Linked DNA regions of Homo sapiens: region 2 is linked to region 1. Evidence: chromatin contacts called from ENCODE Hi-C data. All regions are on one chromosome and are shown on one strand. Each heading gives the region's core, a stretch centred on a gene start or an enhancer-like site at or near the end of the contact. The rest is flanking DNA. Distances are from core to core; before and after follow the strand shown.

What was found. Hi-C counts contacts between places; a loop is a spot of excess contacts on that map. Pooled maps may share reads with other maps.
Region 2: a loop to region 1 is called in a pooled map, with 15 times the contacts of the local background. The contact joins the enhancer-like site here to the promoter of HNRNPA3 in region 1. A Hi-C loop is called at or near these places in 10 of 37 single-sample maps with no recorded cell type and 10 of 50 pooled maps.

The regions. Positions count from the first base shown.
Region 1 is chr2:177,209,812-177,215,197 of GRCh38, reverse strand. HNRNPA3 (heterogeneous nuclear ribonucleoprotein A3) reads right to left here and starts at 2,404. Exons shown (of 11, transcript NM_194247.4): 1 at 2,327-2,404. The coding sequence starts at 2,398. It overlaps MIR4444-1 (microRNA 4444-1), which reads right to left and starts at 2,472; the gene lies at 2,399-2,472. LOC105373759 (a long non-coding RNA gene) reads left to right here and starts at 2,787. Exons shown (of 1, transcript NR_157853.1): 1 at 2,787-3,803. RefSeq lists silencers at 502-571, 1,977-2,766 and an enhancer at 1,766-2,437.
Region 2 is chr2:176,929,354-176,934,519 of GRCh38, reverse strand. It overlaps the pseudogene RNU6-187P. Among named protein-coding and RNA genes, the nearest start is that of MIR4444-1, 280 kb to the left of the region's middle. RefSeq lists an enhancer at 2,321-2,620. Within about 2 kb of position 2,124, at least 4 of the 41 ENCODE cell types and tissues checked have a DNase peak (open chromatin) inside an H3K27ac peak, as active enhancers do.

The DNA of each region.
Region 1 (5,386 bases), core at 1,155-3,654:
CCAGGAGGCGGAGGTTGCGGTGAGCCAAGATCATGTCATTACACTCCAGCCTGGGCCATAGGAGCGAAAACTCCGTCTCAAAAAAACAAAACAACAAAAACTTTGACCAGAAATAAGACTTCAACTGTTAAAGGGGCTAACTTATGTCAAGGAAACCTATAACCAGCCTTTCAAATGCCAGCATCACTTCAACTAAATTGAAATCCAAGACAATTCCAGAATCAAAAAATCGCTTCATTTTTTAAAAGCTACAACTGTCTGAGAACCTTTACTTTAGAAGTTGCTAGTAAGTCATTTTCTAAGGCACTAAACTGTTGGAGAAGCAGTGTTGCATCTATCCCATTTCAACTCTTCTCAGTCTACAACCCAACATGCATTTAATTTTTTTGTTTGTTTTGTTTTTGAGACTGAGTCTCGCTCTGTCGCCCAGGCTAGAGTGCAGTGGCGCGATCTCGGCTCACTGCAACCTCCGCCTCCCGGGTTCACGCCATTTTCCTGCCTCAGCCTCCCGAGTAGCTGGGACTACGGGCGCCCGCCACCGCGCCCAGCTAACTTTTTGTATTTTTAGTAGAGACGGGGTTTCACCGTGTTAGCCAGAATGGTCTCGATCTCCTGACCTCGTGATCCGCCCGCCTCGGCCTCCCAAAGTGCTAGAATTACAGGCGTGAGCCACAGCGCCCGGCCCATACATTTAAACTCAAAACTGTGATGAAGAACAATCTAAAAGTTCTGAATGTCAAACTTACAGAAACTCACTGCTTTCAAGCAAATTAATTTAAAACAGGCATTCCTAAGCCAAACCAGCATTTCCCAAAAAAACTGAGGAAAAAAAAAAGCCGATCAAATAGCTTTCTATAACCCATGTTTGTTATATGCTGCAAAAATCTGCAATTTACAACTCAATTTTAAGAGTCACAACTAACTGGCAAGTTGGACTTACATTAGGAATGGTATGTATTGTCTGACTATAAGAACGGAGTACAGCAAAACAAAAATTGAGATTTTTAAGAATTAAGATGTCTTGAAATTGTTTTATACTTTAGTCAAGACTTTTTAACACATTGCATGAACTGTCATTTAATGCATGCATTAAGGTTTCCTTCACCCGAAGTTCTTAAATAAGGGGCTCACATTTACATTCTAATGTCTTCCTGTGTCTCCTAGAGGTAGAGATGTTAAACCGTTTAATGTGAAGAGATTGTCACATGCTAGAAAAAAACGTTAATAGCCTAAAGCATTAATTCATGTAATCTCATCTTTTCAAGTCTTGGATAAATGTATTCGATTGACAATAACGAAATCGACAAAAATATTTAGGATCCACATTAAATGTACTGCAAAAACGTGAAAATTTCAACTCTGGTTGCAGTCCTCTAAATAAAATTCCAGGAAACTACAACCAGAGCCGACTCAAAGAATGGGAAAACATGAAGATAAAAAACATTTCTAAATTCTTCCTTAACATACTATACTCAAATTCTTCTCCACCCACCCTCCTCAGCGGCCGGAGCCGGGAAGGAGCTGGCTGGGTTGTTTTTCACATCTACACTCAAATTCTCAAAAATTAAGTCCTTCGCCCACATGGCGGTTTAAGAAGTGTAATGTAAGTACTTTAGCAAAAATATATCAGGAAGTATTTTAAAGCAGCAAAGTTTTTAACAATCTCGTATTTCCAACAGGATGCTGCGAAAAAAAGAAAAGGCCAATTATCGACTTCTCGCGGAGAGGACCCGTAAAAGGCCTAGAAAAGCGTCGGCAGAACTTCAGCGAAAGCACTACCTCCCCATGCTTCGAGGCCATTTGCGGCTTTTTCTGCCGGGCCGCCTCCGCCCTCTTCCCTCCAATCCCAGGCTCGCTTTCCCGGCGGCAGAGCGAGGCGGCGGCCATTGCGGGCCAATGCGCCATTTCGTAACGCGGCGGCGGATCAATGTCAATGTGGCCGCCGCCCGCTTGCTCGCTCGCCCGGATGTGCCTGCTCGTCCCCTCCCCTCCCCCACCACCTCCTCCCAACCGCTCCCGCCGGGGCCCGCCATGCCGCCCTCGGCCTCGCTTCGGAGGCCGCGCAGCCGGCAGGCCGGCTTCCCTCCCGAGGCCTCCCCGACCAAGCCGCGCCTCCAAGGGGCCGCCTGTGCAGCCGAAGGTGAAGGCGAGGCGGGCGAGGGGCCCCAAGGAGGTCTCCAACTCTCGCTCCCCTCCCCCTCCCACAGCCTGTCTCAACGCAAGAGCGCGGGACGGCCGACCCGGTCCACCCGGCCTCCCCGCTCCCACCGAACCAGGCCCCCAACGCCGGCCATTCCCCACCAACCCCCCGCTCTCCCCCTAATACCTCCTCCCCCCGGCGGCGACGGCGACGGCCGGAGTCGGGCTGGGGGCGACCGGGCGGCGGTTTTACCTCCATTTTGAGACCGGACTCGCCTCTTCCAACTCGAGTTCAATATGGGACCGAGAGGAAGAGGCGGGGCCAGTCGTCACGTGACGCGTTTTCCGCGCGCCGCCAGTCTGTTGGGGGAGGAGCGAATTGGGAAGGGGGCGGAGCCAAGCGGGCGCGAAGAGGGACTGGACCAGCGGGTTGGCGGGCGGAGGGCGGAGGCGCGGCGTGCCGCGGGAGCGCGCGCGCCTCGCCAGCTTTCAGGGGAAGAGGGCCTTTGCCGCCGTTCGCGTCAGGGCGAGTTCCGGGACGTCAGTGCGGTCTCCGCCAATGGTGAGCGTCCACGTAGAGGGAACGCCTTGTGATCGCGCGTCACCAGAGAGAAAGGCCTTTCCCTTTCTTCTCGCGCTTGTCCCTCATTCCCCACGCAGGCCTCTAGTTCTCCATTTCAGAATTCATTCTATTCCTGTGCCCGAAATAAAACCCACGTTTTTCTTGCTTGTAATTTAAAGGTTGCAAGAAAAACTCCTCGGCCCCTCGGACCATCTTTCCTGTTTCCAAATGCCGGGGACCAGTGTCTGTGACTGCGCCGCCTGCCTGAGGGCATGTACTGAAAAGCCCTGCGACTCCAACATGTGGGACTCACAAGCACCTTGGACAGGCCTCAAAACGCGGCTGACATACAGAATTTTTACCATTAACGACCTGAGGCAGGACTGGTGGAGGTCAGTTCATTAGTTACTGATCTCAAGAAACAAGTCAGGACTATTTTCTAATGTGCTTCTTTCAAGTTAGTGTGGAAAGAGCTGATGCATCTGTTGTAGCTGACGGAATTTAAGGAACTGAATAATTGACAAGATTTCCAGAAAAGCAGGGTCGCCAGATAATGCTACCTGTTTGCGAATGATTGTTACCGTAATGCTCTAGAGAGCTAATCCTTTCTCGGCCTAGTCAGATGATTTTAAATCATTTGATTTTACAGAGCTTTAGTTTCAGTTTTTTAAATGAAAATGGGGATGGGATTAGGTCATCTTCTAACACCCACGACAGCCATAAATTGATAATCTATGGATCCATATTTAAAGTTACTGATAAAAATAACCACAATTGACCAGCCTCCCTTCCCTGTTAGGAAATGCTTTATATTTTAATTTAGCAACCCATGTGACCAACCCTTTTAGAATTGAACTGGCTCTCCCTAGGAAAGGTTAGAAATCTAATCAGTTATAGTAAGTTTCTGTTAACAAATGGGGAGTGGTCGACTTGGAGTTTGGAAAAGGGGAGCGTAAAGTCTAAAAGTTTGTTAATTTATCTAGCCGTTGCTCCAGGAGGACCTGTGTTATAGTTTGGAAACATTTACAAAGGGTATTTTTGTGGGGCAGAAAACAGTTAGCAGTCCTTAATGTAATTTGGTTGAAATAACCGTTCAAACCAGACTCCTCCTGTTGCTTTGATTCCTTTTTCGCAAACTTTCTTATGTTCTACGTATCCAGGTGCTCCTGATGGCCAGCAATAGACTTGAGACATTGGAAGAATGTATAGCCTTAGCGTCTATTTAGTGTTAAGATTTTGTAAGTCTAATTACTGTGAAATAGTCCTGGTAACTTTATCGATTCTGGATACAAAGAAAAATGCAAAGTGAAAGACCTTTGGAAATTGCTATTCACACCAGAGTACTCTATGAGACATTACATAGGTGATCAAGAAGAGTGATCACCTGGCTGCACTTTAGGGTATGTTTGTCCAGGTTTTTCTAATAAGTTAATTCTAATCAATAACTTTTGTTCTAATTAGTAACTTTTGTATAAATGTTAATGTTAAATCGCGAAACAATGTGGGATGGGATACTAAGTTCTCTCCAGGAACATGAAATGTCAGCCCATTTATTCACATCTTTTTGTCCTCCCTATTGTATTGGTCCAGATTTGTTGTTCATCCTGACTGTATGCTGTTTTTAGACATTAGTTATTTTTTATGCTTTTGTCTAAACAAGCTCTGGCCGGGCGCCATGGCTCACACCTGTAATCCCAGGCCTTTGGGAGGCCGAGGTAGGCAGGTCACCTGAGGTGGAGAGTTTGAGACCAGCTTGACCAACACGGTTAAACCCTGTCTCTACTTTTAAAAAAAATACAAAAATTAGCCGGGCATGGAGGCACACGTCAGTAATCCCAGCTGCTTGGGAGGCTGTGGCACGAGAATCACTTGAACTCAAGAGGCGGAGGTTGCAGTGAGCTGAAATTGCCCCACTGCACTCCAGTCTGGGTGACAGAGCGAGATTCCGCCTCAAAAAAAAAAAAAAAAAAAAAAAAGGCCGGGCGCGGTGGCTCACGCCTGTAATCCCAGCACTTTGGGAGGCCGAGGCGGGCGGATCACGAGGTCAGGAGATCGAGACCATCCTGGCTAACATGGTGAAACCCCGTCTCTACTAAGAATACAAAAAAAAAAAAAAATTAGCCGGGCGTGATGGCGGGCGCCTGTAGTCCCAGCTGCTGGGAAGGCTGAAGCAGGAGAATGGCGTGAACCCGGGAGGCGGAGCTTGCAGTGAGCCGAGATCACGCTGCTGGCTGGGCGCAGTGGTTCAAGCCTGTAATCCCAGTACTTTGGACGGCCAAGGCGGGCGGATCACCTGAGGTCAAGAGTTCGAGACCAGCCTGGCCAACATGGTGAAACCCTGTCTCTACTCAAAATACAAAATTGGTCGGGTGTGGTGGTGGGTGCCTGTAGTCCCAGCTACTCAGGAGGCTGAGGCTGGAGAATCGCTTGAACCTGGGAAGCGGAGGTTGCAGTGAGCTGAGATCGTGCCATTGCACTCCAGCCTGGGTGACAGAGCGAGACTCCATCTCAAAAAATAAATAAATAAATAAACTTAAGGTCCAGTTATGTCTCAGGTACAAAAACCACTTTTCCAGTCCTTGACCCTGTAGGGCACAGACTTGAACCTTGGCTATGGTCTGCACTTGCAGCCCTGACTCTTTGATATGAGAAAGGGAGTGTATGGGATGGGAGGAGGGAATGAGG
Region 2 (5,166 bases), core at 875-3,374, 280 kb after region 1:
GGTAACACAGGCGTGTCCTCTTCATGGTAATGGCAGAAATAGGAGAGAACAAGCAGAAAGCGGGACCTCAAGGCCTGGGCCTGGAGCTGGAACATCTGTCCGATCCATCTCATTCTATTGGCCCAAGCAAGTCATGTGTCCAAGCCCAGATGGAAAACAGATTTGCCTCTGTAGTGAAAGCAACTGCAAAGTCATAGGGCAAAGGGCGTGGCTATAGGTAGGGGTACAGGATGGGGGCCTGTTATGCAATCAACCATAGTGAACAAGTTTCTCTTTGCATTATTAACAGTATATGCACAACAAAACCCAAATGTGAATTTGACTTAACAGGAAAAAAAATGTATCCTTCATTCTTGTCCCTAAAATAATACTAATTTTAGTTGGATCAACTGTGTGATTCTCAATGAAGATATGTTAAGTCAGATTAATCATGTAAATAATTAGCAGAAGAATAAAAGAAAAAGTCATTGTTTTTAAAAACTCTGAATAAATTGATATATTTAAGCCACTTTGTTTCTCAATAGTATATCAAATCCAATTCTTAAAAACAAACCTGTGGGGGCTGGGTGTGGTGGCTCACACCTGGAATCCCAGCACTTTGGCAGGTGGATCACTTGAGGTCAGGAGTTCGAGACCAGCCTGGCCAACATGGCAAAACCCTGTCTCTACTAAAAATACAAAAATTAGCCAGGCATGGTAGTGCACGTCTGTAGTCCCAGTTACTCAGGAGGCTGAAGCAGGAGAATTGCTTGAACCCGGGAGGCAGAGGTTGCAGTGAGCCGAGATCACGTCACTATACTCCAACCTGGGCAACAGAGCGAGAATCTGTCTCCAAAAACCCAAAAGCAAACAAACCCATGGATCAGATCTTACCTACCATGGATTTTCATTGGTAAATAAACTCTTGGTATTCTGTATCTGCAAGGAGTCATCTGATATGCATGTCTGTTTGTTAAACTAGATTTTACTACAGCTTTTTGGGGTTGGTTTAAAGACTGTATTAGCACTGCATTCCTAATTAACTGCTGACACAAATACTAAGGGGGCAAGAGTGTTGCCCACAGCTTGCCTGCAGTTACCAGGTGTAATTATGCACATAGTAGAGATTCAAATCAAGAATAAATCAGTTTCTGGAAACATGCTGTAAGCACTCAGTGTATCGCCCTGCCATTTCCCCCGTTAGCGTTTTTGAGGCATGCACCCAATAGAAGAAATAGCAGGTAGCTACTGTTTAGCTGAATTTAACCTCTGAAGATAAGCATTTCTCCATGTTGTTGGCCAAACATAGAATTTTCTTTTTGCTTTTCACATGTAATGGGAATACAATGATTTCTTCTCATTGCCAAATCTTAGCTGAAGGAAACCTCAGATAATTTTGAAAACTCTCTTATTTTACCAGTTAACAGACATGGCCTAAAACAGTGATATAACTGTTTAAAGTCATCCAATTGGTTAGGGAGGGCTAACCAGAGAAGCTAGGTTTTTCTCACCACACTACACTTTTCATTTGGGAAACGGGGAGTGTTCATGGTTTGATGAATCAAGTACAGTGTAGGGAGCAGACTGTTATGGTCTGTAGACATAAGTGGGATTCAATTTTCTTGTTTGTTGAATGAGAATTATGCTTGTTATGTTATTAGAATGTTTGGGTCAGGAGCAAGTTCTTTTCAAAATAAATAATTTTATTTTGGAGAAATAAAGCAATCTGGGGAAAATTGCCACTGGCCAGTCCTTTTAAATCAATTCACAGGGTCAGTAGACTCTAGTACCGAGGTTGGATATGCTAAGGATAGAGCGAGAGAAAGAGCTCAGTGACTTTTTCAACAACTAGAGTTACTTGCTTAATTATACTTTTTTTTTTTTTAAAAAAGACCTTCGAGGTACAGTATGAGCAGGGAGTAGGGTGAGGACTTCCCTCAGCACCCATCACCAAGTACTCTCAGGGCACCAGCAGGCCCCCATGAAATAGGTGCTGCCAGAAGCCCATGCCTAAAATTTGCTTGGGATTCATCTCTTCCCTTTCTTTTTTATGATGCTGAACCAGAGGATAAAAAGATAAAGAATTGCACAGCCTGGCACGTGAATGCTTCCCCACTGCGTGCTGCTGTTGTGGGGAGGAAGTAGCAGCCGCCAACCGCTGTTTTATTAATAATGAGGCATTCACATAAATTCCATGCAAAATTGATTTTTGACTGTTATATAAGAATCAAATACTAGGCTTTAAAAAGTAATTGAGAAATCTATTTGTAATTTACTTTGCCTATAAGAACCCGCTGTCCTGCCATAAACAATTTTACAGTATTTTCCCCCCTGTTAAACAGCTATTTTTTACACATCTGTTTGGCCCTTTTGCACGACATGCAGTCAGGAGGTGTAACGAATACAGGTTTGAAACAACATGTGGCCACCATTTCTTTCAGTTTCATCTTCAAGGGGATCTCTTGAAAGTTGTGATATCATTTTCATCACAGTACAAGTGAAGTATGTTAATGGCTAGTTATCTGACACTGGGTGTTGACTGATGAGTCATAAATATGCCTTCTGGTGGTAGGAAAGCATGATGACAAAGCTAAGTAATGAAAAAAAAAAGAAAAAAAAACCCAAACCAACGAACCAAAACAGTCTGTTTCTCACTTGTCTTTAAATGCCTTAAGGGCTATGGTCAAATGGAAAGTTCTGTTACAAAGAGTTTCTCTGGGAACCTATTCAATATTCAGCAGTCCTGTACATATTCAACTGTACCAAAAGTATTTAAAGTGTAATTGATTTATTTCTAATTTTTCTTAAGATGGAAATTAGATGGACAAGAAAAGTTTTAAAAGACATAGGTAATGTTACATATTTTGGCTTAACTTCTATTTTCTAAGGATTATTTCTCAGAAGAGAACATGCTTCTGTTCTTATTCTAGGACTTTTTTTTTTTCCAAAAGAAATCCCTTAAAAAGAAAAACAAATCCCTAGTATATTTAAAAAATCCATTCCCCACCATGATCAAATTAGAACATTTCCATCACCCTAGAAGTTCCCTTGTGCTCCTACAGTCAATATATTCCCCCAGCTCTTGGCCCCAGCCAACCAACTACTGATCTGCTTTTTGTTGCTATGGTTTTGCCTTTCCTAGAATTTCATACAGACAGAATCATAGTATGTAGCCCTTTGTGTTTACCTTTTTTCACTTAGCATAATATTTTTGAGATTCACCTATGTTGTCGAGAGTACTAATATTTTGTTGCTTTTATAGTAATACTCCATTGGATATACCACAATTTGTTTATCCATTCACTGGTTAATAGATACTTGGGTTGCTTTCAGTTTTGACGATTATGAATAATGCTGCTATAAACATTGATGTAAAAGTTTTGCGTGGACACATTTTTATCTCTCTTGGGTAAATATCTAGGATAAAGATTGCTGGGTCACATGGCTTGTATATGTTTAACTATATAAGAAATAGTACCATTTTATACTGTCACACAGTCAATGTATGAGAGTTCAAGTTGTCCTACCTCTTCACCCATCCTTGATATTCTCAAGTGCGTAGTAAGTAGCTCATTATGGTTCTAATTGACATTTCCCTCATAATTTGTGATGTAGATCATCTTTTCATGTGCTTATTGGAATTTGTATAACTTCTTTTGTAAAGAGTCTCTTCAAATCTTTTCCCCATTTTATTGGGCTCTTGCCTTCTTAAGTTGTAAATATCTTTTATATATTCTGGATACAAGCCTTTTTGTCAGATATGTTTTTCATATCTATTATTTCAGTCCGGCTTGCCTTTTTTAACACTTTTTTCTGAAGAGCAAAAGCTTTTACTTTTGAAAATGTTTATAAATATTTTTCCTTATGAGTTGTACTTTTGGTGTCCTGTTTAAAAATGCCTTTCCTAACTGTTGTTACAAATATTTTCTCTTATATTTTCTTCCAGAAATGTAATAGTGTTAGCTCTTACTGTTTAGGCCTATGATGTATTTTGTGTTAGCTTTTAAAATATGTTGTAAGGTTGTTTTTTTCCCCTCTAGATATTTAGTTGTTGCAGCACTATTTTGCTGATTTTCCAATTTAGTTATGTTCACATCTTTGTCAAAAATCAACCATATAACTTTGGATTTATTTCTGGACTCTCTATTCTGTTCCATGAATCTATAGGTCTATCCTTGCCTCAGTGCCGCACTGTCTTGACGATCGTAGCTTTCTTGTAAGTCTTAGAATCAAGTAGGATAATAAATCCTTTATTATTCTTTTTCTAATTATTTTGGCTATTCTAGGTCCTTTCCATTTCCATATACATTTTAGCATCTGCTTTTCAATTTCTTCAAAGAAACCTGCTAGGATTTTGATTGAGATTGCATTGAATTTACAAATCAATTTAGGAAGAATTTATTTAAAAAATTAAATATATTTTAAATGACTACTAAAATTATAAACACGTGTGCTTGCTTCAGCAGCACATATACTAAAATTGGAATAATACAGAGAAGATTAGCATGTCCCCTGTGCAAGAATGACATGGAATTCGTGAAGCATTCCGTATTTTTAAAAGCTCAATATTACTGATTGTTAGATAAATGCAAATCAAAGCCACAATTAAATACCATCTCATGCCAATCAGAATGGCTATGATTAAAAAGTCAAAGAATAACAGATGCTGGTGAGGTTGTGGAGAAAAGGGAACACTTATACACTGTTGGTGGGAGTATAAATTAGTTCAACCATTGTGGAAAAAGCAATGTGGCAATTCCTGAAAGAGCTAAAAGGAGAACTACCTTTTGACCTAGCAATCCCATTACTGAGTTTATACCCAGAGGAATGTAAATCATTCTACCATAAAGACACATGCATGTGAATGTTCATTGCAGCACTATTCAGAATAGCAAAGACATGGAATCAAACTAAATGCCCATCAGTGACAGATTGGATGAAGAATGTGGCACATATATACCATAGAATACTATGCAGCCATAAAAAAGAATGAGATCATGTCTTTTGTGGGAACATGGATGGAACTGGAGGCCGTTATCCTTAGCAAATTAATGCAAGAACAGAAAACGAAATACTGCATTTTCTTACTTATAAGTGGTAGCTAAGTGATTGAGAACTCATGGGCACAAAGAGGGGAACAAGAGACACTGAGGCCTACTTGAGGGTGGAGGCTGGGAGGAGGTGAGG